Linked DNA regions of Mus musculus: all the other regions are linked to region 3. The links are chromatin loops, found by intact Hi-C in ENCODE. Cell type or tissue: gastrocnemius. All regions are shown on one strand. Region 1 overlaps Rc3h2 (ring finger and CCCH-type zinc finger domains 2). Region 2 overlaps Rabgap1 (RAB GTPase activating protein 1). Region 3 has its middle 4.5 kb from the start of Crb2. Region 4 overlaps Rabgap1 (RAB GTPase activating protein 1). Region 5 overlaps Strbp (spermatid perinuclear RNA binding protein). Region 6 holds the start of Strbp (spermatid perinuclear RNA binding protein). Region 7 overlaps Rabgap1 (RAB GTPase activating protein 1).

What was found. A loop is a pair of places that touch in the nucleus more often than their neighbours do. Peaks named below come from ENCODE experiments on the same cell type or tissue, not always from the same donor. Only the 100,000 strongest peaks of a DNase experiment are listed, where the experiment ranks them.
Region 1: it touches region 3 in a loop (3-fold over the local background); 13 of 42 quality-filtered maps call a loop at or near these places.
Region 2: a loop joins it to region 3, with 4 times the contacts of the local background. A loop is called at or near these places in 12 of 42 quality-filtered maps.
Region 4: a loop joins it to region 3, with 4 times the contacts of the local background. A loop is called at or near these places in 7 of 42 quality-filtered maps.
Region 5: a loop joins it to region 3, with 9 times the contacts of the local background. A loop is called at or near these places in 11 of 42 quality-filtered maps.
Region 6: a loop joins it to region 3, with 6 times the contacts of the local background. A loop is called at or near these places in 17 of 42 quality-filtered maps.
Region 7: it touches region 3 in a loop (3-fold over the local background); 8 of 42 quality-filtered maps call a loop at or near these places.

What each region holds. Positions count from the first base shown.
Region 1 is chr2:37,377,933-37,381,932 of GRCm38, reverse strand. It overlaps Rc3h2 (ring finger and CCCH-type zinc finger domains 2), which reads left to right. Exons shown (of 22, transcript NM_001100591.1): 14 at 1-63; 15 at 2,929-3,075; 16 at 3,412-3,625; 17 at 3,998-4,000. Among named protein-coding and RNA genes, the nearest start is that of Snord90, 20 kb to the left of the region's middle. In gastrocnemius, a CTCF peak has its summit at 1,558 (motif pointing left); a DNase peak (open chromatin) is centred at 1,539.
Region 2 is chr2:37,510,273-37,514,272 of GRCm38, reverse strand. The region is part of intron 13 of Rabgap1 (RAB GTPase activating protein 1); the gene reads right to left. Among named protein-coding and RNA genes, the nearest start is that of Gpr21, 4.4 kb to the left of the region's middle. In gastrocnemius, no CTCF peak of the experiment used is centred here; no DNase peak of the experiment used is centred here.
Region 3 is chr2:37,769,743-37,773,742 of GRCm38, reverse strand. No RefSeq gene overlaps it. Among named protein-coding and RNA genes, the nearest start is that of Crb2, 4.5 kb to the left of the region's middle. In gastrocnemius, CTCF peaks have their summits at 1,532 (motif pointing right) and 1,801 (motif pointing right); DNase peaks (open chromatin) are centred at 1,551, 1,785 and 2,018; H3K4me3 peaks cover 743 bases; H3K27ac peaks cover 804 bases.
Region 4 is chr2:37,483,734-37,487,733 of GRCm38, reverse strand. Rabgap1 (RAB GTPase activating protein 1) reads right to left here. Exons shown (of 26, transcript NM_146121.2): 6 at 3,849-4,000; 7 at 558-668; 8 at 156-222. Among named protein-coding and RNA genes, the nearest start is that of Gpr21, 31 kb to the left of the region's middle. In gastrocnemius, a CTCF peak has its summit at 2,159 (motif pointing right); no DNase peak of the experiment used is centred here.
Region 5 is chr2:37,636,394-37,640,393 of GRCm38, reverse strand. The region is part of intron 4 of Strbp (spermatid perinuclear RNA binding protein); the gene reads left to right. Among named protein-coding and RNA genes, the nearest start is that of Mir5128, 50 kb to the left of the region's middle. In gastrocnemius, a CTCF peak has its summit at 1,666 (motif pointing left); no DNase peak of the experiment used is centred here.
Region 6 is chr2:37,700,105-37,704,104 of GRCm38, reverse strand. Strbp (spermatid perinuclear RNA binding protein) reads left to right here and starts at 760. Exons shown (of 18, transcript NM_001379315.1): 1 at 760-913. In gastrocnemius, a CTCF peak has its summit at 800; DNase peaks (open chromatin) are centred at 256, 657, 1,569 and 2,107; H3K4me3 peaks cover 2,253 bases; H3K27ac peaks cover 1,941 bases.
Region 7 is chr2:37,555,896-37,559,895 of GRCm38, reverse strand. It overlaps Rabgap1 (RAB GTPase activating protein 1), which reads right to left. Exons shown (of 26, transcript NM_146121.2): 21 at 3,590-3,700. Among named protein-coding and RNA genes, the nearest start is that of Gpr21, 41 kb to the right of the region's middle. In gastrocnemius, no CTCF peak of the experiment used is centred here; no DNase peak of the experiment used is centred here.

The DNA of each region.
Region 1 (4,000 bases), 390 kb after region 3:
CCTGTGGCCACACAGTCACCAACACCACCTTCTCCTCTATTCAGTGTAGACTTCCGATCGGATGTAAGAAAGGTTTTATTTAACCTAATGGTCAAACAGCTTTAACTAAGGCAACTTTGGATATTTTGGAATAGTTTTATATGGAGTTTAATTTAGTTTGGTAAACAGTGTGTAGACTATGGCTAAATGTTAGGAGAGTCTCAAGGTAAGAGTTCACTACCAGGATTTCAAAAGCTTTGCAGCATAGACTTTAATATTTCCTATTTCTATTGTTATGTTTGTGTTTTGGTTTTAGGCTAAGTCCAAACCTAGAGCCTTGAGTATCCTCTACCACTGAGCTTCACTCTAACCCCTGATTGGTGCATGCTTCAAAATCATATCTATACCTACCATATACCTAGTAACTACTTTTAAAAATGCTATTTTATTTAATTTTTACAAAACCTTAGAGGTTAGCCGGGCATGGTGGCGCACGCCTTTAATCCCAGCACTCAGGAGGCAGAGGCAGGCGGATTTCTGAGTTCGAGGCTAGCCTGGTCTACAAAGTGAGTTCCAGGACAGCCAGGACTACACAGAGAAACCCTGTCTCAAAAACACCAAAAAAAAAAAAAAAAAAAAAAAAAACCTTAGAGGTTGAGTATTATCCATATCTTATAGGTTATAACTCAGGGAGGTTATGTAATTACTTAAGTAAGATCTTTCTGCTTATAAGAAGCTGCTATTTGAATTCTAATTTTTTTTTCTGTTTCATAAGAAGTAGAGAAACGCCTGCTGTATTACTTCTGCTATTTATATTTCTGTTAATTATTCTTGTTATAACAAAACAAGAAAACAAGGCTATGACAGAATGATTTCTATTCTACCTGTCTCTTTTAATGTATGTTATGTGTGTGTTTCATTTCTCTAAATACAATATATTTATAGAAAAAAAAAAACCCTTTATTTATTTTTAAGACAGCATTTCACTGTGTAACCCTGACTGTCCTGGAACTATCTTTGTAGACCAGACTGGCCTGGATCTGCCTGCCTCTGCCTCCCAAGTACAGGAATTCTTAAAAGGTGTGTGCCACCATCATCTGGCTGGAGAAAAATTTTTTAACACACACACATTCTCTGATTTATTCCTGACCCCTAGTGTTTCCAGTACAAAAACAAAAACAAAAACAACAAAAAAAAAAAAACCCACAGTTTGTAAAATACCTTTTATTAGGAAAAGCTTCAGACATACAAAATTGTAGACTCACAATAAATTGCACATAATTATCATATCATTTCCATAATTATCAACTTGTTCAGATTTGTTTCATTTGTACTTCTTGCCACTGGGTTGTTTTGTTACAGTCCTAAGTATACATACATATTTGTTTTTAATTTAATTTGTTGGGTTTTATTTGGTTTGGTTTGGTTGTTTATGATTTACTTTTACTTTCTAATATTTGTGTGTTTGTGCTTGTGTATGTGAATGAGAGAGAGCAGGGTGGGGAGAGGGCGTGGGTATATGCCAAATGTACTGATGCCCACATTGCCTGGAGTTAGAGAAGGTTGTTTGCTGCCCCCCTGTGGTAGAAACCAAACAGGTACTCTGGAATAGCAACAACAGCAAGCACATGTAACTGCTCAGCCATTTCTCCAGTCTCCTAATTTTGTGTTTCACTAGGTAGCCCAGGATGTCCTCAGATGCATAGTAATTCTCCTGCATTAGCCTTCCTAGTGCTGCATGTACACGTGTTAAGTGAAACTACCATGATTAGATTCGTACTTGTGTTCATGAGTGTGTCATAAAACACTGCATTTTTAACTTATTCATATTCATCTCACTAAACTAAGACTGCCTCAAATCAGGTAAACAGCATGGCAATGATTGATAGAGATATCATTTAATAGGAAGATATATTTTCACTGTTTTATGCAGCATACTTTAAGAAATAAGTATTTCTCTGATATTCAGCTCTTCTATTGGCAAATTGCATTAATTAGGACAAAATGTTTGACTTTTCCTCAGTTTCCCTATCTCTATAATTAGTAAACTAGATTTAATGATTCTTACTTTTGGGTCCTGTTAATATTACTATATTGCCTTATTTCCTTTCACATCTGTTCTTTTCCTTTCTTAGCTTCAGAGCTGCCATTAAATTCCTTTTACTATTTAATACTGTATGATTTATTATGTTCCTTTTTTTGCTACATGATCTTTTCTCGAGAGTTACAGATCACTTTTAGACATGAACCGTTTTGTGTTTATTTTTTCTCATTGTTCCCAAGTATATTACACCATGTTAGTGTGTCATTGTTAATTGATTTTGATAGTACTGGTCAGGAATTTTGTAAGAGAACTAAATCAGTAAGACATCTTAGGAAGTAGGGGTGCTTGCAGCAGCAGTTTTCTGGGACTCGCATGGTAGAGGGAGAGAACCAACTCCTACAGGTTGTCTTCTGGCTTCTATTCACACATAATGACACTTGTGTACATATATAATAAATAATTAACATTTAAATTTTTTAAAAAAATTAAAGATCACTTAATAGGACCAAAGTGAAAAAAGGTATAGAATAAATAACTTATGAGACAAAGGGAAAAAAGCTGTGATATTTTCTATTATATATGGATATTATTGCTTAGAGCTGATTTCTTTATTTATTTGCTTCATTCATTTTGAGAGAAGTTTTGCTTTGTGCAGCCAGGCTGGAGTGGAACTCAAATATATATCCCAGTTGACCTTGAACTCCATGCCTTAGACTACCAAATGATGTTTGTTACGGAAGTGAGCCAACATACCCAACTGTTATTTAGTTATGGGAAAGAGTTTACTTATTAACTACATGATCCTTTAATTGTATGATAGTTACTTAGTATTAGTTAGTTTACAAGCTTGTAAAGTTAGGTTTCATACTAATTTACCTTCTTTCCCCCCTTCTTTTTTTAATCAGTTCTCTGAGAGTGTGAGTGGCGCAAAATTTGAGGAAGACCATCTTTCCCATTATTCTCCCTGGTCTTGTGGTACCATAGGCTCTTGTATAAATGCCATTGATTCGGAGCCCAAAGACGTAATTGCTAATTCAAATGCTGTATTGATGGTATGATTTGCTTGATTGGGGAAGGGGGTGGTGGAGGTAGGGAAGATAATGTTGGTATCTGAAGTTTTTAAATGAATACTTTAGTCTTTCATATTCTGGCTATGTATAACTTACCTGTAAGTATCAGGGTAATATTTCAACAAAACTAATTTTATGTAATGTTTAAATTATTTAACCGTAGTTTGGTAGTTTAATATAGTTGTTATATACCATTGAGATCTAAAGTTAGTATAAAGTTGACCAGAAAAACCTAATTATGTGTTTTGAGAACATACTTTATCTTTAGCTACAGCAATCGTCAGCAGCTCTTTCATGGGTATTTTTTGGTCTGTGTAGGACCTGGACAGTGGGGATGTAAAGAGAAGAGTGCATTTATTTGAAGCTCAGAGAAGGACAAAAGAAGAAGACCCAATTATTCCCTTTAGTGACGGACCCATTATCTCAAAATGGGGTGCAATTTCCCGATCCTCCCGAACAGGTTACCATACAACAGATCCCGTCCAGGCAACTGCTTCCCAAGGAAGTGCAACTAAGCCCATCAGCGTATCAGGTAAGCCATTTTACTAATACCAAGGAATTTTTTTTACCATGTACTGTTTATTCCTAACCTCTGAGGTAGAAAACTTAATAATATGAGAATGAAATGGTTTAAGTAGAATTTTTGGCTAGTGGGAAAAAATACATTGCCATTTTAAATAGTACATATTTATATTCTGATTTTTAAATTTTCTTTCTTTCTTTCTTTCTTTTTTTTTTTTTTTTAGTTTTTTGAGACAGGTTCTCACTATATCCCAGCTGGCCTCAAAGCATAGCTGTGGCAGTGCTTCTGCCTTAGCCTCCTGAGTGCTGGGATTGCAGATGTGTACCACCTTGTCTGGCTTATTTTCTGCCTTTCTAAACTGTTTTTCTGTGTTCCATGCAGATT
Region 2 (4,000 bases), 260 kb after region 3:
ATTGAACAGAGCTCCTCCCAGCACCTGCAGCACCACAATCCCACACTCTACCCAGACTACAACCTAAAGACCTTTTAGAAAGCTTAGATGAGAAACCTTCAATGTCATCTGAATTCAGTTGTTATGTACTTTTTTCTAAAACTCTCATGAAATTTTGTTTATAGATGATTGAAACAGAGACAATCCTTTTTTTTTTTTTTTTTTTTAAAAAAAACCTGCCAAATACAATAAAAATTGTTTTTAGGTTTCAAAAGCTTTTAAATGAAGCTGCAATAACTAGGTATGCATTCCTATTCTTAAAGTTCAGGACCTAGAAGGAAGTGCTAAAAGTCTTGCAATAGCCTAAGGTTTCAGAGCACTTCAAATTTCCTATCGTGGTGGTTTAACTGATAAGTCAACATAATCCAAACCAAATCAAACCAAGACAGACAAAACCATCACCACCACCACCAGGAAACAGAAAACAAGTCAGAAACAGTTCTGATCCCAAGCTTTTAGACCAGGCTAAATGACATAAAACTTCTGTGGGTTAAACAAAAGGAAACAAAACAAAAAAACAAACCCACTAACAACTTCAAAATGGTCAAGACAATATATCAACATTCTTGGAATGCAGGAAACCCTGGAACTTCTTAGCCATGATTTGACAGATGGAATGGAAATGTTTTCACAAAGATATGTGGGGGTGGTCACATAGCTTTAATTTCCTGTTGCCTTATAAGGTCATGCCTAGCAGCACCTGAAATTCCTACTAATGTTAATGAGGCCTCCCCAGCACCCTGGCCCCTGACAATGATGTCCACTAAGCCTGGTGGTCCCTACTCACCCCTCAAAGGTTTAAATACCCTTTGCTCCCCACACTAAAATGAGCTGTCTCACTGAAGCTGCCAGGGAGTCAGTTCTCATGGTGCTTGCCTGAGGTTTCTTTTGCTCCTGGCTGTTCTGGCATCCTCTCCTAGGATCTATGGTTGTGATCACAGGCTGATCATGAGATATTTCAGGGAGGAGGAGCCTGAATGACATCTTAGTATCCATAGAAAATTGGTCCCAGGACCTCTATTGAATATAAAATTCATGGATGCTAAATCCCTAATATAAAATGGTACAGCAGGAAAATGAGGAATATGGTAGAATGCTTGCCTACCTTGACCAAGATCCTGAGTTCAATCTCTAGCACTGAGGGAGGAAGAAGTATTTATATATGGCACTCCTGTACACATCAATTCTTTGTAAATTACTTACAATATATAATACAAAGTAAATGTTAAGCAAATATTTGTTAGATTTTATTATTTGGGAAATAATGATAAGAAAGAAAAGTTGATAGATCTCTATCACTGATGGTTAAATCTGTGCATATAGAATCCAAAACTATAGAAACCACAGACATTTGATATCCCAATGACTGGTCCAAGGTGAAGAACCTCACAGAGTTTATAAATGGAAGAGTGAGAACTCTAGGTCAGAGCTCAGGCTTCCTACCTCCATGTGCTTCCTGCTCAACAGACAACTTTTCACCACTGAGTGCCCAGAGGTACCTTCCCATGATTTCAGTCCTTGCCTATCAAGTTCCAGAGAGAGAATTTTATTTAAAAAGGAAACAATCTGCTCAGTGATGACGCTGTCATTGGTGCATTCTATTTCCAGACTTACTTGAGATGTGGATGGGCCTTCATGGCGTCTACTGCACATGCAACTTAGAGATAAAATACTAGTGACATATAAGTGCTGCTAGTTTAGGGTCTGGATATAAGTTTGTAACTGTAGCAAAGCCTTACACATGGCTTTGTTCAGCACAGAAAAGGAGACAGACACACAGTAAAAAGGAACGAGTAGGTGGGAAGGAGAACATCAGCGTGTGATGTGACCCACTAGTTTCTAATTATAAAGTGAATTTACTGTAGAGGCACTTTTCCTATAAATTTTGAAAACTAAACATTAAATCAAAAGGAACAGTAAGAGATACTGACATAAAATATAAGATATTTTAAAAAAACACAGCTAAAGACAGAAGGCACTAAGGCAGGTTCTGGGAGCTGCAAATTGGAAAGTGCCTTCTTTTCCTTTCATGCCCAGCTCCAGCTGACATGCTACCAGATTCAAACACAGCGATAAGACAAGAAGCAGTGAAGCAGCCTGAGGGGATCACTTCCTGAGACCAGGAGGACTCTTCAAGTGCTTGTTCTGGTGTGGTAGTTTAGTCCCAGAACTTGGGAAGCAGAAGTAGGTTGATTTCTGTAAGGCCAGCCTGGTGTACAGGTCAAGTTCAGGCTAGCAAAGGCTACATAGTGAGACTCTGTCTCAAAAAAAAAAAAAAAAAAAAAACAAAATCAATAAACAAAACAACCTTCAAGTGCATATTTTATACAATGGATTCCATGGGAAAAAAAGAAAAGAAAAAAGAAAAGAAAAGAAAAGAAGAAAGCCTTGGAAACATTTAACATTTCTTCTTCTTTTTTTTTTTTCTTTTGAGGTTTTATTACTTTATGCAGAGTAGAGATTGAGATAGGGAGGCCATACTAAGACTAGCTTCAAAACTTACTATGTAGTTAAGGATTAACTTGAATTGCTCCTGCCTCTACATATGTAGTGTTGGGATTACAGGAGTGAGCTATCAATACATGGCACAAGATTTTATAAGTACAAAGAACACACTCTAAAACAATCATAAAAGTACAATAAATATATAAGCCAGGGACACCATCTCATTACTACCAAGCTTTATGCACTGTGTGCAACTGTGTATGCTACACTTTCGGTAGCTCTTGATTTTTCATTTAACCAGACAACAGCACAGGAAGACCCTGAACCAAAGATTATTGGTTTTGTTTTGTTTTGTTGTGTGTGTGTGTGGCCGGGGGTGGTGGTGGTGGTGGTGGTGGGGTGTGTTTCTGAAACAGGGTTTCTCTGTGTAGCCCTGGTTGCCCTGGAGCTCACTCTGTAGACTGGGCTGGCCTTAAACTCAAGAGATTTCCCCTGCCTCTGCCTCCTGAGTGCTGGGATTAAAGGCATGCATCGCCAGTACCCAGTGACTCTTAACCTTTAATAAGGAGAGAACTTTTTCGACTGTAATACTTTTGTTTTGTAGGTATGTGAGCATGTATGAATTATACATAATGACATTATAATATATAACATTTTCATACACATATTCATCCTCCCATTGTCCTTTCTTCTTCCCCACTCTTATTCCTGTTGACTTCTTTTCTCTTCTCAACTACTATGGTCTTTCAACTACCATAAATTTTTTTCTTCCTGTAAACCAACAAATTAAGGTAGGGTCACTCACAGAAGCAAAAGTGGAGGGTTATTTTCAGGAGCTGGGCCACTAGCTAGTGCTAGTGACTGCATCACTGAAAAAAACATGTCTCTGCCACAGTGATCTTTAACTGTTATAGATACAAGAAGGGGTAGGACCTTGTCTCTTCCTACCTGATAAAATGAATTCATAAGGCCACAATCATGTGCAAGTCTTGGGCAGATGGTCCAACTCTCAGCTGCTGAGAGTTCAAGAGCTACAATTTGCCTGGAAGACACTGAAGTCCATCCCTTCCCACCCTCCTCTTCTGCAGTGTTCCCTGAGCCCTAGAGAGGGTGGCACAAACAGACTCTCTCCTGGAACCTGCCTCAAAAGCTGTATATCAGATAAAAAGACACAGATGGTTCTACCACTCCTTTATAACTCCCACTGTGATCTGTCAGGCACATTCAACAAAGGGCCTTCAACTATTCTTTTGTTTTATTTTGTTTTGTTTTTCCAGACAAGGTTTCTCTGTATAGCCCTGGCTGTCCTGGAACTCACTTTGTAGACCAGGCTGGCCTCGAACTCAGAAACCCTACTGCCTCTGCCTCCCACGTGCTGGTATTAAAGGCATTTGCCAACACTGCCTGGCAACTATTCTTGAGATTGACTTCTTAGGCCTACAATTCTGTTTATGTTGTACATAACATTTTCTTTTGAAGATCATGTCCTTTCTGTATGTTGTTTCCATATAAGATT
Region 3 (4,000 bases):
GTGCCACCACTGTCCAGCTAATACTCCCTATCCCTAGGCAAGCCACTTGATGCTCTGAGCACTGCCCATCAAAAATATCACTCCAGGGGCAGAAGAGATGGCTCAGTGGTTAAGAGCACTGGCTGCTCTCCCAAATGATTTGGGATCAATTCCCAGCGTGCAAATGGCAGCTCACAATTAATGGGTTAAAAAGCCAGTTCTAGAGGATCCAGCACTCTGGCCTCCACATGACGCAAGAAAAATACTAAAAAACATAAAATATTTTTCATTTATCATTTGAAATAGCACTTCATATGAAAGGTCCATGGGCAATTACTAAGTTGGGTGGTCTGTGGGCTGTCCTACAAACAATTCACCCTGAGTCTAAACCCCACTCACAGCCAGAGGCACCCATGTCTCATGATCAACAAAAGACCCAGCAAAGGGCTACATTCAGAAGAGGGCTTACCTAGCATGGCTGAAGCCCTGGCTTCTACTCCTGACACATAAGCAGGGTGTGGTGGTGCACATCTGTGACCGAAGCGCTTCGGAGGCGGAGGCAGGAGGATTAGAAATTCAAGATTGGGTTCTGTGCCAGCTGCTGGAGGGGTTTTTCCAACTGGAAATGTTGTCTATTTTGTCTGTTAACCCTAAGCCCATGGTTAGCCAAAGCCAAGCTGTGCCAGTGGTCTCCTTCCCTACCTCGCAGCTCTCCTTCCTCCTCCAGTGAAGGTGACAAAGATGAGGGTAGGGGTTGCTTCCAGAAGCACCCACCCCAGCTCAAATGACAGGTCACCATGATGAACTGCTGACACCCTGCTGATGTTTTGCTGCTGGGTTCTAGAGTCACCACCCCAGGGAAGAGTTCAGATCCACATCCAGACTCGGTCAGAGCCTCCACAGGCCTTGCATGGACTGCAGTCACCAGTGTAGACACACCTGTCAAGGCTCCAGTGAGAATCACTCAGTTAGTCACTCTTGCAGAGAACTCTCTCATCTGGTGAAGAAGACAGACATACCGACAGAGCAGGAAGGTACTGACTGAGAGCCCATGGAGCCTCAAGGACAGAGACAAACTCTCTGGGGACAATTTTCCATGGGACTTGGAACCATGAAGTATGAATAGGAGTTTTTCAAGTGAAGAAGCAGAAGCTACAGCTGGATAAAATTTAGGCTGGGCGAATGTCAGTAATGACAGAGTCTGAGGACACCAGCATTGCCCAAAAGCAGAGTAAGATAAGAATGGGGTTAAAAGAGTGGGACTGGGGCTGGTGAGATGGCTCAGTGGGTAAGAGCACCCGACTGCTCTTCTGAAGGTCCAGAGTTCAAATACCAGCAACCACATGGTGGCTTACAACCATCTGTAATGAGATCAGACTCCCTCTTCTGGTGTGTCTGAAGACAGCTACAGTGTACTTACATATAATAAATAAATAAATCTTAAATAAATAAATAAATCTTAAAAAAAAAAAAGAGTGAGACTGTTGGTGCAGAGCCTGAAGGTACCAAAGAAATTAAATTTGGTCCTAGGGCCACTAGGGGGAGCCGAGGTAAAGGATAAAGCTGGAAATGGCGTGGTCAATTAGAATGGAAAGATTGTGGAAGATGTGTTGTACGGTAGGACCAAGAGAAACTGGGAGACGTCTGGGTTGAGACATTGGATGCCTTCGAGGGCTGGGGAGATGGAGACGGAAGGAGCAGAACCAAGAGTTCTGCTAGGTAAATCATGATGAAGGGGGTAGGGGCAGGCGGGACAAGGGTTGACTAGAGGAAGATGACAAAGATAAAGGACAAACTGCAGGTCCCTATTTAGCCACCAGAGGGCGCTTCAAGACAGCACAGGCTACACTTTTCCCCGAGGTACCTTCAATAGACTCTTTATTCTTCAGTGGGATTTGCATGTGGGGATTGGCCTTCCTGGAGTAAGGTGGAGGTAAGCAGAGGTCGAGCGTTGCAGGCAAATTTACAGCTTCCCTTTCTATCCTTCTCGCTGTGGACTGACTCACCAAGGTCGCCTCAGGGTCAGATCCAAGTAGTCCTGCTGCCCCTGTCGGGAGAGAAAGAGACTGCAGCGCCCCACATCGGATAGACTAGAGGAATGGGCTCTCCCTGCGAGTTCCAGAAAAAGCATAGTTGGGCGTTTCCCACGAGCTGCTGTATATACCCTGCCCCCACCTCTCAGTATTTCGGGTCTAGGAATGGTGACTGTTTGGGGCTGGGTAAAGTGAAAATACAGACTCTCCTAGCCCAGTCTGGTGAGAGAACCTCGAGTTGGTGAAGCTCAGGCTGTTTTTGGAGTCATGGCTAAGTGTCTCAGATCCAGGCTCAGTACAGGATTCAGTAATCCAGTAACTCAGCTGTTTAAGCTAGAAGTTATATGCCATTTGGGATTCTGAACCCTGCGCTTGCAGCTTAACATCCTGTGTGCCGGCCACCCGCAGGAGAACCAGCTTTCCCCAGCCTCCCCTCTCAGGCCTGCAGGGGCTGATGATGGCCAGAGAAGTGCTAGAATGCAGTGTGTCCTGTCGGACAGGTGGACAAGAAGCAGTTAACCTGAGGGATAGACATGAGGCATGAGAACGGATTGCCAGGGCCGAGGTGGCCTCAAGCAAAGGAGGCCACAGAGGTCCAGGGAAAGGACCTAAGGTAGTGGAGCTAGGACAAGACACACATGGCAGCCCACGGGCAGTTAGGAGGGAGGGAGGGTGCAGACAGCCCCTGTGAGAAGGTCTGAAAGGATGGGGGAGCTGAGGGAGGGGAGAGAGTGGCAGGGGAAACTTTTGGGAGAGTGACTGACATCTCTACTTGCATCTAAACGGAGCAATCTTTTCAATTTTTTATGGAAAAAAAAAGTAACAAATGGAGTCGCTGAAATCGGAAACTCTTTCCTATTCGATCTGACTGAAGCAACAATGTAAGCCGAAAATAATTCCAGCCGGTTTTTTCACTAACCTGGAAAGAACCGGCCCTTGGGCCTGCAGGCCTATCTCCTCAGCTGAACTGAAGGAATGTATCATGTTGGCGCTACCTAGGCAGCACAGCTCCTGTTTCTCAGGAAGGCTGCAGCTTAGAGGGAGGGGACCCACACGCTACTGTGTAGCAGCCTGAAATGGAAGACTCTTGGCTGTCAAGTTTGCTAGGGTCTCTCTACACAATTTATGGCTGCCTACGTGCCTTCACGTGCACACATGACACACCACGCCATTCACATCTCTGCTCCCATGTCACACCACACACACAGAGACACATAGAGAAAATACTCTCCAAACACCTGCACACATGTAATTCAAGATCCCAGAAGCCACACACATTCCTCACACAGACGCGGGCTCAGTGCTATTCATTCACACGCTGACCTCTGAGTGCCCAAACATATGAACCTAATCATATTCGCATACATATGTGCAAAAACATGTATGTATATCTTATCTCACCCCACACTTAAATGCTCATAGACATGTAGTGACTCTAACAGAGTATCCCCAGTACTTGTATAGACAGGGCACATATGATATGGGACACTCATGAATTCCAGAAACATCTGCAGGACACATCTAAAGACTCAATCTTGATATACCCGTAGGCATATCCTCCCCCTCACCACGCATTCAGAAACACTCACATGCACGCATGCAACCTCACACAAGCAAGCGCATGTGTGCATGTACATAGCAGACCACAGAGCCGTGTGCAATAGCATCAGAATACAGCTGTACCACCTGGGTCACCCCAAGCTCTTTTGGCTGAGTCAGAGTGATAAGTTTGGCCCTGTCTCACCCCTCCAAGAGCCTGGGAGTTCCCAACAGTGAACAGTAGCCTCCTGTACAAAGGCCAAGGCCACAAGCCCTCTGGAAAGCCCCAGGGCTAGTTATTAGCAAGTGCCTAGCAGCTCGGAGGTGCAAGAGGCTCCGTTTCTCTCTCTCTCAGCTCAATGCCAGCTATCGCTGCCTGCCCATTGTATGTGATTTTGGAGAGTGGGAGAGTTGGGCAAAATGAAAACTTTGTCATCTGTTTGGGCTGA
Region 4 (4,000 bases), 290 kb after region 3:
CACTTTTATATAAGTGTTTATATATAAGACATGTTTTGAGTCTAATGTGATAAGGTAAATCAATAGACAAACAAGATAGAAGTAGTTTATAGATTTCTAATAAAAACCAACCACAACCAAAAGAGCCCACAACAACAACAACAACAAAATCTCACCAAATCCAGCAAGTGCATATCACTGTTTCGGACATCTTTTCCTGGGCTAAGGAGAAGACCAAAGCACCTGTTTAAAAAAAAAAAAAAGAGAGAGAGAGAGAGAACTGACATAAACTTGTAATAAAACTAAGAATATAACTTAAACCAATATTGTCATCATAATCATCTTTACCTGAGCTAAGCAATTTTTTTCTTTTATTATCACATACTAGAGATCAGCAGTAATAACTAAAGATTTATCAGAGTGATTTTGAGAGTAAGAAACACTGCAAAAAGCACAAAATAATTACCAAGAGTCAATATACTCTGTAAGTAAAATTCTAATAAAGTGTATGACTACTCTACTAGACAGATTAAAAAACAAAACTCATATTTACACTAAACATAAAAAAATATGTTTACCTTTCAATGGCAAGTTCTTTGTTAGCTGTTTGCTGCACACAGATAACAATCTTCTTATCAATTCCTTGTCGAAGTTTAAAGCATTGCCTGTCCTTGTCTTTGGGAACAGCACTGTAAGAAGGCCAGCATATTTCATTAATGTTGCTAACAATTATCTTGTCAGATACAGTGGTAACAAAGACCTTAAATTTCTGATTCTTTCCTCTGGTTTACAAGTAATAGCAAGAAAGAAACTAGAACTGAATGTGAATAACAGGATGAAAAAAATGTGACCAATTTCTTATTGCCTAGCCATGACAAGTTACTAATCTTATTGCCTAGCCATGACAAGTTACTAATCTTAGGTAGTGCTGACCTTGTGTTATTAATACTAATGTTGTTATTATTAAAACAAGGAAAGGAGCTAATAAATACCAGCTTAATAAAGATGAAAAAGCCACTTTACAAAATTAATCACCAAATGTACCATCTATTCTCTAGCTCTAGGGGCACTTTTTTCAAAGGTAACAGTGACAGAGGTGACCAGCCATGATGCAGGAACTCTTATCACTGTAAAACACTAACTTAACACCAATGGGACTATTGGTAGATAAAATAATGAGTAGCTGAACACTGTTAAGTATTTATCACTTAGATACTCCCTTGATGTGCTGTGCATTTGTGTTAGTTGCCAATCTAATATTCTCTAATACTTTTATTACAAAGCAAAGAATTCTAGCAAAGGAATCTTCAAATGATAAACATGTTCAAAGAAAAATTTCATACTCCAAACTGTTAAGTATTTCTGGCAAACAGGCCTCATTTTCATCTGTCCTTATGTACCTTAGTCCCTCTCATTTTAAAAAATATTTACTATGTATATAGTGTTCTGCCTGTATGTATGCTTCCATGTCAGAAGAGGGTACCAGGTCTCATTATGGAAGGTTGTGAGCCACCATGTGGCTACTGTAAATTGAACACAGACTTTTGGAGAGGCAGAGGTTTTAAGCCTCAGAGCTGTCTCTCCAGCCCCTAACTTAGTCTTTTATAGTCTAAGGATAGTTAAGTATAAGTAAACATAACTCTCTCAGCAGTTTGAAACAGCAATGAGCTGAGTAAATTACAACTCAGAAGTTGCCTTGGGTTCAACTTCTGAGTTGAACAATACAACTCAGTGCTTGCCAAATATGCCTTGGGTTCAATCTTCAGTGCCAAATAACAATACAAACTCAGTAAAGTCACCTGACGCAGAACTATTTGGTCTGCATTAATTGGAAGCAAAATGGAAAGTGTAACCAGTGGGAATTCACTCTATTGAACATTGGGGGCCAATTTGTACTTCTTGTCCTGTTAGCTATGTTACCTTTACATTTAATCCTCACTGTATACCTTAAAGAAAGATGATCAAGACTTGGGAAGCTGAGGCACAATTCTATCTGGTTGAGTTGCTTGTAACGTTAAATGAGACCAAATCAATTAATCAAGCAGGCAAGTAAACAGCCAGGCAACCAACCTGAACCAATCATTTTGAAAGTTTCTCAGGGGTAAATTTTTACAAGTTGCTTGGTAATAATTATAACAATGTAAGACTGATTTCTTTTTTCTAATAATAAAACTGGCCACCAGGTGGCACTGCAATTCCAAACAGACACTAGTTTCAGACAAAACTAGTCAGCTACTATTTTTTTTACTGGAAAGTGATTTTTAGAGATCATATATTTTCTCATAATTTGATTTTGCCCATGTTATGAGGAAGACATATGTACATATGATTATTAATTATGACCACTCATTTTATGATATGAGCTATATGGGAAAAAATCCAGTCATCTTGCAAACATTTAGACACAAAGGATTTGTGTGTAGCCACTGCATCTTACAAATAAGGGAATTATAGACTGGAGAGGTAAAGGAACTTCAAAATGGCCACACTGTTAAAATTAGCAACAATTAAACAAAAGTTTTAATGTTTATTTCAGGGTCCTTCCTATTATTCAAAGAAATATTTCACTTAAAAAACCAAACCAGCCAGGCATGGCAGCTCAGACCTATACTATCAGCGGCTGGGAAGCTAAGACTGGAGGGCTACTGTGAATCTGTGGCCGGCTGGAGCTTCATTCTGAGGTGATTTTGTTGCTGGTGTTGCTATTGTTTTTTGATCCCCATTGGTTTTTCAGACAAGCTTTCTCTGATTAGCCCTGACTGCCCTGAAGTCACTCTGTAGACCTGGCTGTTAGGCTGGCCTCAAACTCAGCCATCCTCCTGCTTCTGCCTCCCAAGTGTTAGCTTATATTCTGAGTTCTAAGCTACACAATGATTTCCAGTTTCAAAGGATAAATGAGTGAATTAGTAAAATGAAATAATGAGAGATGAACACCAATCGTAGGGTTTTTTTTTTTTTAACTGTATATAGAAGGCTCGACTTGGGACAAAGCCCATTATTTCCCTTTTTATGTGTTTAGACAAACTTTAATGGTAAAACTGGATGTCAAAAAGCTCTTTAAATAAAAATCAGACAACCAAACTAACAAAAAAAGCAAGACAAATTGTGCTGGACAGTTTCATGCCAACTTGACATGAGTTGAAGCTGTATAAGGAAACCTCAGTTAAGACAATGGCTCCATAAAATCTGCTGTAGGCAAGCTTGTAGGATATTTTCTTTAGTGATTTATGGAAAAAGGTACAGTCCATTGTGGGTGGTGTCATCCCAGGGCTGGTAGTCCCGGGTTCTATTTAGAAAGCAGGCTGGGTAAACATGAGGAACAAGCCAGTAAGCAGCACCCTTCCATGGCCTCTGCATCAGCTTCTGCTTTCAGGTTTTGGCCTTGTTTGAGTTCCTGTTTTGACTTCCACCACAGCAATTGTAACCCTAACTAAGATACCAATATCGCTATAAATGTAGTCTACCTAACTTTGGCCACCTTGAGTCCTAATTTTTATCAGCTGTCAGTCAACCATTCTGACTTAAAATAAAAGATAGTCATAAGATGAACTTTTCTAATGCTTTAAACATTAACACTGTAGCCAGGCAGTGGTGGCACATGTCTTTAATCTTAGCATATGGGAGGAAGAGGCAGGTGGATCTCTGTGCGTTCGAGGTCAGACTGGGCTACAAGAAAAACCTGTCTCTAAAAACAAAAAGAAAAAAATTAAAGTAAATCTTTCTTTTCTCCCTTTATTACTGCATAAACGTATTCCCTGTAGAAGTAATCATTTTAAGTATCAAATATATCTAGTCTGACCTAGTTTCTTCTGTACCACAAATAATAGTATACTAAAATTAAGCAAAATAAATAATTTGAGATGGCCTACCTAAAATAACCTTTACCATCATCTTCTTTTATTTCTAAAGACACAGAGAAGGTAAAGATGTCGCTGTCAGGAGTCTGTGGTGCAGCTGTGGCTGAGAGTGGGGTCTGCTTGGCAGAGCGGCGGAAGGCGGTGGCAAAACTGTAAAGTATCCG
Region 5 (4,000 bases), 130 kb after region 3:
ACTCTGAACTCAGCCTGTGAAGCTAGCATGCCAAACAGTTTGACTTGTTGAATCTTCTTGCAAGTCATAGTTAAAGTCACCTACCTGCTAAGTTTATGAGAAGTCACTATTCCTGTTTAGTTTCCAAATTTCACATTGGGTTGAGTTTAAAAAGTTTTAATGATGTCATACTTTTGTGCTCTAGTTAATCTAAATCTAACCTTGCTCATCTATCCTAGAGATGTGTGCACCACTGATTAGGAAGCTGACATTGTCTTTCATTTCAGTTATGTGTTACTTGTAATTAATTGGATTGTAGCTTCTTGATAATTTTTCATCTTATGTTTTAGTTAGGGTTTTTGTTGCTGTAAAGAGACACCATGATCAATGGATCTATAACTTCCATTATAGATGTTGTGAGCCCACAGTGTGGTTGCTGGGAATTGAACTCAGTACTTCTAGAAGTCAGTGTTATTAATTGCTGAGCCATGTCTCCAGCCCTTTTTTTTAAGTTTTAAAAATAAAGTTTAAAAAGACAAAAACCCGTGTATATTCATTGTATAAACTATTAGATTTTATTGGGTCATTCTGATCCATATCGACCATGTACTTTTATCCTATTCATCTATCTATTTCCTTCTTTTGCTATTCTCTCTCTTCTTGTCCTTTCCCAAATAATCTGGCTGTTGGTTTTAAGTCTTAAAAACAAACAAACAAATAACTCCTTCCTCAACTATGCATTTATTTGCTTGTTGTGAAATGCAAAAGACAACTTGCAAACCTTAGTTTTCTACTATGTAGGTTCTGAGGCTTGAATTCAGGTTGTCAGCCATGGCAGCAAGCATCTTTAAGACACTCAACTATCTAGCCTCCTTTTTTAAGTTGTCCCCCCCCCTTTTTTTTAAAGTTTAGAATCTTATAAGAAAGAGGTCATGGAGGTTTGGGACTGGAGAGTTGGCTCAGTGGTTAATAACAGTTGCTCCTTTTCAGAGAATCTAGGTTAGTTTCCAGCACAACTATCTGTAACTCTAGTTCCAGGTGATCTGATGCTCTCTTTTAGCTTCCATGGGTAATGCATACATGGTGTTGACATATATACACTCAGGCAAACCATTCATACACACAAGTAAAAATAAGTAAAACCTTAAAAAATGAAATGCACATATGATTTGTCTTGTGGCTTTGCCCTACATGATGCTCTATGGTCCCATCCATGTTCTTGCAAATGATATAACTTAGTACTTCTTGAGTAATATTCTCTTATGTATAACTTAGTATACAATTAGGGTGAGATGCTTACAATCTCTGACTTGCTGAGTGCTGGGTTTAAAAAAATGCTTGTTACGACCCCACCCATCTGGGATCATTTTTTGGCTTTGAAGATACAGCAGATTTGATACAGTTTACATTTTTGTGGCATGGAAGATACAGCAGATTTGATACAGTTCTGTCTACACACTAGTGCTTTCTCTATGCAGGTTGAACTTGATTTCTTTTTCAAGTGAGGATCTTTATTTCTAAGCACCACAGTTTTAAAATATTACTGTTGGGTCGGTGAGATGGCTCAGTTGGTAAGAGCAGTGGCTGCTCTTCTGAAGGTCCTGAGTTCAAATTCCAGCAACCACATGGTGGCTCACAACCACTCATAATGAGATCTGATGCCCTCTTCTGGTCTGTCTGAAGACAGCTACAGTGTACTTATTTATAATAATAAATAAATCTTAAAAAAAGGGTAGTTCCCTTCTTTCTTTAAAATGTTACTGTTAATCTAGTAAATCTTCAAGGGAAAATTCCAAGAGAAAAATATTGGTTTTTGCAGACCACCTCAAATTTTAGGAACTTTGTGCTTTCCAGGATAGCAAAGACTAAAATGATTCTGAGGTCTTTTAAGGGTTAAGCTAGAAGAGATGAAAGAGACTTGAACAGCCAGGGGTGGATATTATGAGACATGTATTTCCATTTAAAATAGTCATAGCTTTCTAACAATAAATTTTCTGTATCTGGGTAAAGGTATGTTTCATTGGAAAGTGGTAATCTTAATTTTCCAGTGATGTTAAGAATAAGTTATATACATGTACACACATTTCCCTCTAAGTGTATATCAAATCACACGTGTATTATTATTGTAATATTTCAAAAATAATTTTTAGTGTTCATATATTTCTTACTACACTTAGTTTTTTTGTGTGTGTATGTGTGTAAAATAATCTCTAGTAGGACCTTTCTTGCAGGCTAAATACCTTTTCTGAACAGTTACTATAGGAACTGTTCAGTTATTTACTATTTTTTTTATTAGATCATTTTCTTTATTTACATTTCAAATGTTATCTCCTTTCCTGGTTTCTCCTCCGCAAACCTATCCCCTGTCCCCTAAACACCCCACCCCCCCACCCCCACCCCGCTCACCAAACCACCACTCCTGCTTCCTGGCCCTGGTATTCCCCTACACTGGGGCTTAGAGCCTTCATAGGACCAAAGGCCTCTCCTCCCATTGATGACCGACTAGGAGTTATTTACTATCTTAATTGAGATGGAAATACACCTTTTTCTCTCTACTGTTTTCCAGGGTGATTTTAGAACTTCTTTGAACAAAGGAGGCAGAGGATGACAAACCCAGTAATCTTTGAAGTTAGTGCTTGAAGATAGTCTAGACCAAACTCATTATATTTTTGACTTTTGATAGATCTTAAAATTGAACATTTTAATTTTTTAATAGATATCTTTAAAAAACCTATTTACTTTCACTTTATGTGCATTAGTATTTTGCCTACATTTATGTTTGTTTGAGGGTGTCAGATCCCCTTAACTGGAGTTATAGAAATGTGTGAGCAGCTAGGTGGGTGTTGGGAAGTGAACTCTGGTCCTCTGGAAGAACAGTCAGTGATTTAACAACTGTTAATCTTTCCAGATCCAATTGTTTTGTGTGTGTGTGTGTGTGTGTGTATCTGTATGTATCTGTGTCCGTGCAAGCACTTACATGTGGAGATCAGAGGAGTATTTGATGTATTCTTCCTCAAAAACTCTTCACCTTGCTTTTTGGGACAGAATCTCTTGATGTGATCTGGGGTTTTCTATCAGGAGAGGCAGGCAGGCTGGCCATCAAGCCCCTGGGCATCTATCTGTACCCATTTTTCCCAGTTCAGGGATTCTAGACATACACTACTGTGCCTGTTATTTGTATTTTATGTTGTGTGCACCATATATGTGATGCCTGAGGAACTAGAAGAAGGTATTAGGTGCCCTGGACCTGGAGTTACTGATGGTTGTGTGCCACTCTGTGTGCTGGGTGCTGAACCCTTGTCCTCTGCCAGAGCAGCAAGTACTGTTAACCCCTGAGCCAGGTCTCCAGCCCTGTCTATTTTATGTGAGTACTGGGATCAAACATGAGTCTTCTTGCTTGTGTGGTCAGCACTCTATAATAAACTCATCTCTCTATCCCTCTAATACATAACTTTAATGTCCCCTCCACTCCCATTGGCAAAATGATTTGAACAGTTTTTGTTGTTCATTTCACTTCTGGGTGTTTCATTCATGGTGTATTCTTTTCTTTCTTTGACTTTTGTTCAATATTAGTGTAATGAGTTTCTTTTTCTTGCTTTTTTTTGAAGTATTTAATAATAAAGTGGTATTTTAAAAATAAATAACTGAGTTTTATTAGAGCATAACTCGTATTATTTTCCTCATTCTATTTTATGTCAGTTAATATATATTAAGCTTGTTTGTTAAGAAATTCCTTGTGCTCAGTGTGGTGGCGTACACCTTTAATCCCAGCACTTGGGAGGCAGAGGCTGGTTCTGAGTTCAAGGCTAACAAAGCAAGTTTCAGGACAGCCAGAGCTACACACAGAAATCTTTTCTTGAATCCATTCTCCACCTCCATCCCCCGCAAAAAAAGAAAAGAAAAAAGAGCAAGGAAAAAAATTGCTTTATATGATTTATTTAATTATATACTTAATGTCTAATATTCAATTTATGATTTTGGATAGTTTATGAAAGCCCAAGGATTATATGGTTATATCATT
Region 6 (4,000 bases), 70 kb after region 3:
TTGCTATGTGCCAGGAAAATTCATATCTATTGTTTTATGCCATCTGCTCAACGGCTCTTAAATAGGAATTACAGTTTTAGTTTTTGTGAAGTGGAAACTGAAGCTCGAGCGGTTCGGTAACTTGGCCAAGGTCACACAACCGGCAAGTGGGAGGGGGAGCGAATCAAGGAGGGATCGGAGTCTCTTACTCAGCCAAGGTACTGCCTGCCCCTCCTCCACCCGGGAGGCATTGCGGCGCTTACTCCGTTAGCGTAAAGGCCGAGGCTGGAGCTGGAGAAGCATCCCGCACCGGGACGCAGAACCTGGGGAAGCCGGCTCTCATTGCGGCCGGGAGCAGCTCTCAGAACCTGCAGTTACGAAGTTAATGCGCGCTTAGCTCTTTTCAGCAGTTGGCCTCCGCCCAGCAACGCTTACCGCCGCAGGCACAGCGGGGCTCAGGTACGGTTTGCGGCCCGGGCTAGGCGCCGCGAGGTGGGCGGGACGCAGTTTACGTAAGCGGTCTCGCAGGTGCAGGCGGCGGCCGCGGGCCTGAGCGCCCTGCGCGCTCCCAGGTGCGCAGTTGACGCAGGCGACAGCGCGGCGCGGCGGCGGCGGGCGCTGGCCGGAGCTCTCAGGTGCGGCAGAGCGCGCGTGCAGGGGGCGCGCGGAGGGCGATGGGGCGGGCTTTCCGTTCCCCAGCAGCCGCGGGCCCCGCCCCCTGGATCGGCCAATGGGCGTGCTCGGCGGCGTCACGTGCTTGCCGCCGCCGCCGCGGTCGCTGCCGAAGCCGAGCTCGGATCCGCGAGCGCCACCAAGGCAGCAGCCGCCGCAGCCGCCGCCGCTGTGCTGAGGAGCCGGAGACGCGGGCGGACGAGGTGGCGGCGGCGGCGGAGCGGGAGCGGGGAGCGGACGCGGGCGGAGCGCGGCGGCGCGGGTAGGCTGCGGCGGGGCCGGCGCCTGCGCGGCGGGCCGTCCCGGGCGGGCGGCGGTTGAGGCGGCGGTTGAGGCAGTTGGCGGAGGCTGCCCGGGCCCCGCATTGTTTGTTGTGCGTCCTTAGCAGCGGCGGCGGCTGCTGAGGCGAGGAGCGCGGCGCAATCCCAGCCCCGCGGCTTGAGCTTTGTGGTCGCCGCCGCGGTACCCGGCCGGTCCGCGTCAGGACTGCGGGTCGCCTTGCTTGCTTTCGGGGTCGGGGTCGCGGGTCCCGGCCCTGAACCTCCCGAGGGCGTGGGCAGCGTGCGGGGCGCCAGCTCTGGGGAGGTGGGAGGGTTCCGGACTCGGGGCAGGTGCTGGAGGACGTTGCGGGCAAGAGCTGGGGAGAGGCTCGGGGGGCGGGCACAGGGTGTGGGCAGATTTGGGTGTAAGGGAGCGTTGAGGGACCCGGCCCCACGGTGACCAGGGCCTCAAGGGCACGCCTGGGGGACCCATGGGGGCCTAGGTCGGGCTCGAGAGGGAAGGAGGACGTTCCGTTTGGGGATTCGGATGGGTGTGTAGGGGGATTTGGGGCGGGCAGGGGCAAGTGAGGTGGTGGAGGGAGGGACAAGATGGGCACCTCTAGGCAGAAATGGAAGGAGCAGATGCCCTGGTTAGCGCTGCTTGTGAGGGGCAGAGAATGGGGCAGGCAGCGGGAAGGCCACCGGACGCCTGAAGGGAAATGGCGGAGGAGGGGTCCGTAGCTGGGAGTGTGGCGAGCAGGCTGAGCCCCAAAAGATGGAGGGAAGGAGTGTCAGAGGAGGGGGTTCTCTCAAATGGTGGCGGTTGAAATTGAGGGTATTCAGGCAGGAGATGTCTGTCTGTGTGTGTGCGCCCAGGACGTCAGGAGTTCCCTAGTGAGTATCTGGCTGGGAAGTATGGAAGGAGACAGGAAGGGGTTGACAGGCTTGGGGAAAATGGCTTGGTTCTGTATTCAGGGTAGAGGAGGATAGAGCAAGTGGGAGGAGGAGTGGTTTACACAGGTACTGAGTTTGAGGGCTTTGGGAGAGAAATGGGGATAAGGAGGTTATGTGGAGGTTTTAGGTTGGGTGGAGAGAGATGTCAAGGCAGGAGGTGTGTGTAGCAGTAAAAGGGCAGCAGAAGTGAGTGAAGCGGAGGGTGTTTGTGTGAGAAATTCTAGTGGGCACCAGCAGAAGAGGAAACCTTGAGGTTGGGAGCACCCTGGAAAGGGATGGGGTGTGTGGCAGGATGGAGAGTGGGGTGGTGAGCAGAAGGGAGGGAGAGGAAATATGGGAGTGGTAGGTAAGGTGTGTGTGTGTGTAAATGGAAATATTCCCAGGGCAGGAGGTGTGGAGAGAAGTTGGGAATGAGGAGGAAGATGGAAGCGGGGGTATGTTTGAAGGGAAATCAGTAGTAGGATGTAGGGGGTATGTTTGAAGGGAAATCAGTAGTAGGATGTAGAGGAAATGAAAGGAGTAGGCAGGGGACAGAAGAAAGGGTATTTTGTAGTAGAAAATGTAAAGGAATAGTACTTATACTGAAGGAAAGGAGAGGTGTTTATGGGTTTATGGCTGTAGCTAGAAGGACAGTTGTATGGAGTTGGTGTGCTGAGGGAAGTAGGATGCTCATGTTTAAAGCAGGAAATGACTGTCAGAGAGGGTTCAGAAGTAGGTTACTTAATTAAGATTTTGGAAGATTCAAGGTGTGGAAGTGTGAGGAAAGATTGGAGTTTTACAGTGTTAAGACATTAAAGGTGGTTGCCTTTAATCTCAGTGCTTGAGAGGCAGAGGCAGGTAGAGCTCTGAGTTAGAGGCCAGCCTAGTCAGTTATAGGAGAGCCAGGGCCACACAGAGAAACACTGTCTTGAAAAACAAAACAAAGACAAGCAAACAAGCAACAACAACAAACCCAAAAGACAGTAAAGGGTCCAAAATTAAGTCACTGAGAGATAATAAAGGGTAGAGTGCAGATGTCCAATGGGAGGAGAAAACTAGGGAGGATTATTTTCAGGCTTAGAGGAACTAGAAATTTGGGACAGTGGACACAGGATGTGGATCCTAGACTGATTAACAGAGAATAAAGGACTTTCAATTGCATACAATATCTTTTTTTAAAATTTTTTTTAATTAGTTATTTTCTTCATTTACATTTCCAATGCTATCCCAAAAGTCCCCCCTCCCCTCCCCCCTCCCCTCCTCCCTGCATATAATATTTTAAAGTTAATTTTTTTAGGATCAAAGAGGTGATGAGCCCCACTTTTAGTTTTACAGCAAGTGAATGGGAAAGGAATAAGGAAGAGCTGACCACCTACTTTCAAATTGGGCAGTATGTGGTGTGTATTCACTTAGCTCTGTTGACTGAGTAGACATGTGGCTATACATTGTGAAGAATACACCCAAAAGGTAAAGGAAATGGAATTGCAGTAGGTGCATAGTAGATGTCTTTGTGAAGCTTCCTGAAAGCAGGTCCCAGAGGCCAGTAACATCAAGAGCTCAAGAGAATATGCAGTTGATATGTTGTGTCTCAGGTACCCAGAAGCTTCCTGGGACAGTATTTGGGTGCTGGATGATGTAATATCAGAGTCTCATGCTACAGGCTGACAAATATAATGTAAGCTTCTAAAAGTGGGAGAAATAGAGCCTTTGGATTCTAACCTTTAAAATGTTAATAACCAACACTGGATTGTCAGCTCTTTTTTTAACCAAGTAATTGAAGTAAACTTTAGCTGAGGCCTTTAGGTTCTTATGTATTTTGGTTTGCTTTGATGGTGTATGTAATGTTAGCTTTAAATGAGAGAAGACACTTCTGGAGTTGGGTGGATGTAAGTCTACCATCAGCTTGCCAGGTACATGGGAATTAAACTTCAGGATTTTGAACCAACATTTCAGTGCCTTGTCTCCTTTAGTGATCTGTAGCTTATGTTAGAATTTGTGTGTGTGTGTGTGTGTGTGTGTGTGTGTGTGTGTGTGTGTGTGAGAGAGAGAGAGAGAGAGAGAGAGAGAGAGAGAGAGAGAAAGAGACAGAGACTGATTGATTGATTGGGAAGATTAAGGAAACTGCCTTGAGACTGTTTTATAGTAAGCTCTGTTTC
Region 7 (4,000 bases), 210 kb after region 3:
ATCAAGGAAGCTAGGGAGCTAGGGATAGTCTTTTTTTTTTTTTTTTTTTGTCCCTTCCTGGACAACTTTCCCCTGCTTCTCTGATATTAAGCAGTGTTGACATCACTTAGACAAGTACTGTAGCTAGGGCTGAGCTAGCTATTCATTGTATTCTTGGGCCTTCACACATGGAACCGAGACAGGCATGGCATGAACAAACTTAAAACAACTGCTGACTACTTGCAGAATGTGCAGGCACTGAGGATAGTTCACTACTTATTCCTCCATTGCAAACTCAAGAGGCAATCATAAGTAAAATGAAGACAGCAGAACACAAGGAAACAGTAAGAGAGCACAGGTGATAGATAGCACTTGCACTTGAGCACTGTGACTTGTGCCCATTATCAGTGCCACGGAGTAGGTGGCTCATAAGAGGCTGACTCCAAAAGTGGGTCATCGAGGGGAAAGCTGATCCAGCTGGAAGCTTTGCTTCCACAGGAGCAAGGTGAGGGAGTCTCTCCTGATGTCTCAGTCTAGACTCTGCAGTACTTGCTCCAGTTCCACTCTTGCTGGCTCTCAGCACTGTCAATGGGAAGGCACACACAGCCTACTGGACTGCCCCAGCTATAGTCCATTTGCTACAGTCATTCTTATTTATATAAGCAACTGAGATGAGAATACCTAGGGATAACATACATAAATCTAGGCTTCTACTTCCAGTCATCTGGGGGTAAATAGGAAGCAGATTCACCTTTCTACTCTAACCAGAATTCTGAACAGTATCTGGGAAACAATGGAGGAGAAAAGAAACCATCTACATTCTCCTATTACTGGGGCTTCTGTCAAGAGTGTCAAGCAGAGAACGTCTGCAAAGGTTAGGGTCCTGGGTGGCTGAGGCAGCAGAAATTGGGGCAGAGAGAAGGAAGTCAGAATAGTCTATAAGGTGACAGAAGACCAAGCAAATATCAAATGATGCAGCAAAGAAAAAAAAAAAAAAAGCAAAACAGGACAGAAAAGCAATTCCTATCTGGATATAATTGAGCATTGAGGACTTGTGTTCACAACAAAGGAGAAACAGTGGAAATAGATGTGGATGCTCCCATGATGTTAAACCATACTCCATAGAGTTGGAAGTAAAATAGATAAATAGCTAACATGGCTGTCATAAAAACACTGCCTATCCAGAATTTCTGATGCTGATTTTTAAAAAGCTTTTCAGTAAATTATAAAAATCTTCAAGATAGTAAAAAAATGTACAAACTAAATCTCTCCCAAAGTAGGAAGAAATAACTCAAAATAGATATTAACAGAACAAATACTACAGAAAAATAAGTAGAAAAAAAAAGCTGGCTTTGGAAAGATCAGCTGTGCTGGTAAACAGAGGTAGGGTGGAGGTGGGCATATCCCAGTATCAGAAGTGTAAAGGGGACACTGCTAGAGATGTACAAACATCAGCAAAGAAGCCCCAGCATCTTCAGATACACACTTGGCCATCAAGAACAAGGTGTGGGAAGACAATTTGATAAAAAGAACATCTAGGTGGTGTACACCTCTAAGCCCAGCATTTGGGGGAATAGACCCATGGGAATCACCTTAAATTCCAGGCTAGCCCTGGCAATTTTACAAGTACCAGATTAGCCAGGTCCAACTTAATTAATCACAGTGAGACTATCTTCAAAACAAATCCAAATGAATTCTAGCAGTTGTCACCTGAAGAATCAGACATTCTCTAATTGGTATAGCTCCATTAACCAGGACATCAACTCATAATTTCCTGAAAATTAAGTTGTAAGCCTCATGACTAAGTTCATTAGATCATAAGCCTGCGTGAACAATTTAGTAAGACCCCTATCTCAAAATAAGAAAATGAAAGCTCAGCTGCAGTTCACCAGTGGAGTGCCAGGCTGGCACATGTGAAGCCTCAGGTTCAGTCCTCACTATTATAATGGCCTGAAGAAAGCCGGGCGTGGTGGCGCACACCCTTAATCCCAGCACTTGGGAGGCAGAGGCAGGCAGATTTCTGAGTTTGAGGCCAGCCTGGTCTACAAAATGAGTTCCAGGACAGCCAGGGCTACACAGAGAAACCCTGTCTCGAAACAAACAAACAAACAAACAAACAAACAAAACCAAACAAAACAACAACAACAAAAACAAAACAAAAAACAAAATAATGGCCTGGAGAACTAACAAATGATGCCATTCTACCTGTTCTCTACCTAAGATTGGTCTAAAGGCCTTGGGAAGTGTGGATGGCAGTGGAAAAGACAGAAGAGTCTGAAGTTACAGTCTTCATTCAGAAATATAATAGTGTATGTGGAAATCTTAAAAAACAAAACAAACAAAAACAAAAATGAAACAAACAAAAATGTATCCCAACTAGAGTAGTCACAGATTTTGGCAAGGTCAGAGTCTACAAAATACTGCACAGAACCATTTTCCATTACTAATGACTGGAAAGTACAATTAAGAGTACACCATTTATAAGAGACTAAAATGGGCAAGTCTGTGAACTGAAAACCTCAAAGTGGTGCTGAGAGGAGCTGAAGGAATGTTAACACAAAGGTGACATGCCATGGGCAGGGGCTCAGAGGCTGTTCACATGTCCAATCTCTCTGAGAATTGACAGATTCCACGAAACCTTGTTTAAAATCCCAGAAGGCATCTATGACTTTAAGTCCTTTGCATTTCTGTAAAAGTCTCCATCAAAACAGCCAAGTGAGGTTTAAAAACAAACCCAGATGCCATAATAACTTAATTTTAAGATTCATTATAAAGCTCTGTAATCAAGACACTGTAGTCCTGGCATAAGGATGTGGGAGCTAGAATGTCAATTAGACCAACCCATGCAGAGTCAGCTGATATTTGGCAAAGAAGCTGAGAAGTGAAATGAAGTCTAGCCACGTGCTGGACCTAGCTGTTCTGCTTTTTTTGTTTTAATGACATATAGTCTCAAGGCAGAGGAGCAACCATGCTTCAGAGGACTGAGACATGGTCTGTCAGCCCCATGTCATGGACCTTTTATAGGTTCCCTCTCCTCATAGCCCCAATGTTACTTCCAGTTGTCAACCTATGCACAGAGGAGAAAGCTGTTCTGGGGTCACCAAGGAGTTAAGTGACTTGGAAATTTCTCTACAGCTGTGTAAACAAAAGCACAAAGAGGCAGAAGGACAACAAAAGTGATAGGGTTGAGATGTGAGGAAATAATAAAAAGAACTTCTTTTAAAAACTGAGTCTCTGAAGTCAAAAGAATGTGAGAGTACCCTACCTTCTTCACCTTCAGTAATGGTTTGGAAGAGTATCTGCTGTCCAGGTGCTCGTGAGTCCTATTTGGCAGTATTTCTGCTTAGAGTGTAAGCATTGAACTCAGGCCATCTGGGTTTTCACTGTGATGGGTGTGCTCTGTGACTAGCTGGGCAACCTACGTGTTAACTTGCTTTGCTCCCATTTTGTGATCTGTGAAAGGGGTCATGGTTTCTTTGAAAGAAAGGCTGACAAATGAGAGGAATCCTAAGGGAAGGGCTGAAAGAATCTACAGTAGTCAACACTAAACTTCAAAGGAGGGATCAAATGTCCTTAGTATGAACTTTCTCTTCAGATCTGTCACACTCACATTATCCAGGTCCTTCCGCAATGCAATTTTGCTGGTGACTAGTTCATGAGCTAAGTCATCGTTTTCCTGTTCCAACCTCATGTTAGCTTCTTGCAGCCGCCTATTTTCCCGCTGCAGCAGGAGGAAAAAAGTCAGTTATGGACATAAATAACAAATCAAATGGAAATGACAGTCTTTAAGAGTTAAGCTTCAAAGTAGGTCTCCAAGACCTGTAGAATAGAGAGACATGGCTCACACAATCATGTTTCTAAACAAATAATTTCTAATTTTCTGTCTCCTCAAAGAAGTGTATAACTGACTATGGTGACCTGTCAAGCAGTTGTCTCTGACTGACTGAGGAAAGAACATCCAACCTGGGCAGCTGGTTTGCAGCAAAACAGCTCTTACTTAGTTTTTGTAAACTCAATCTGA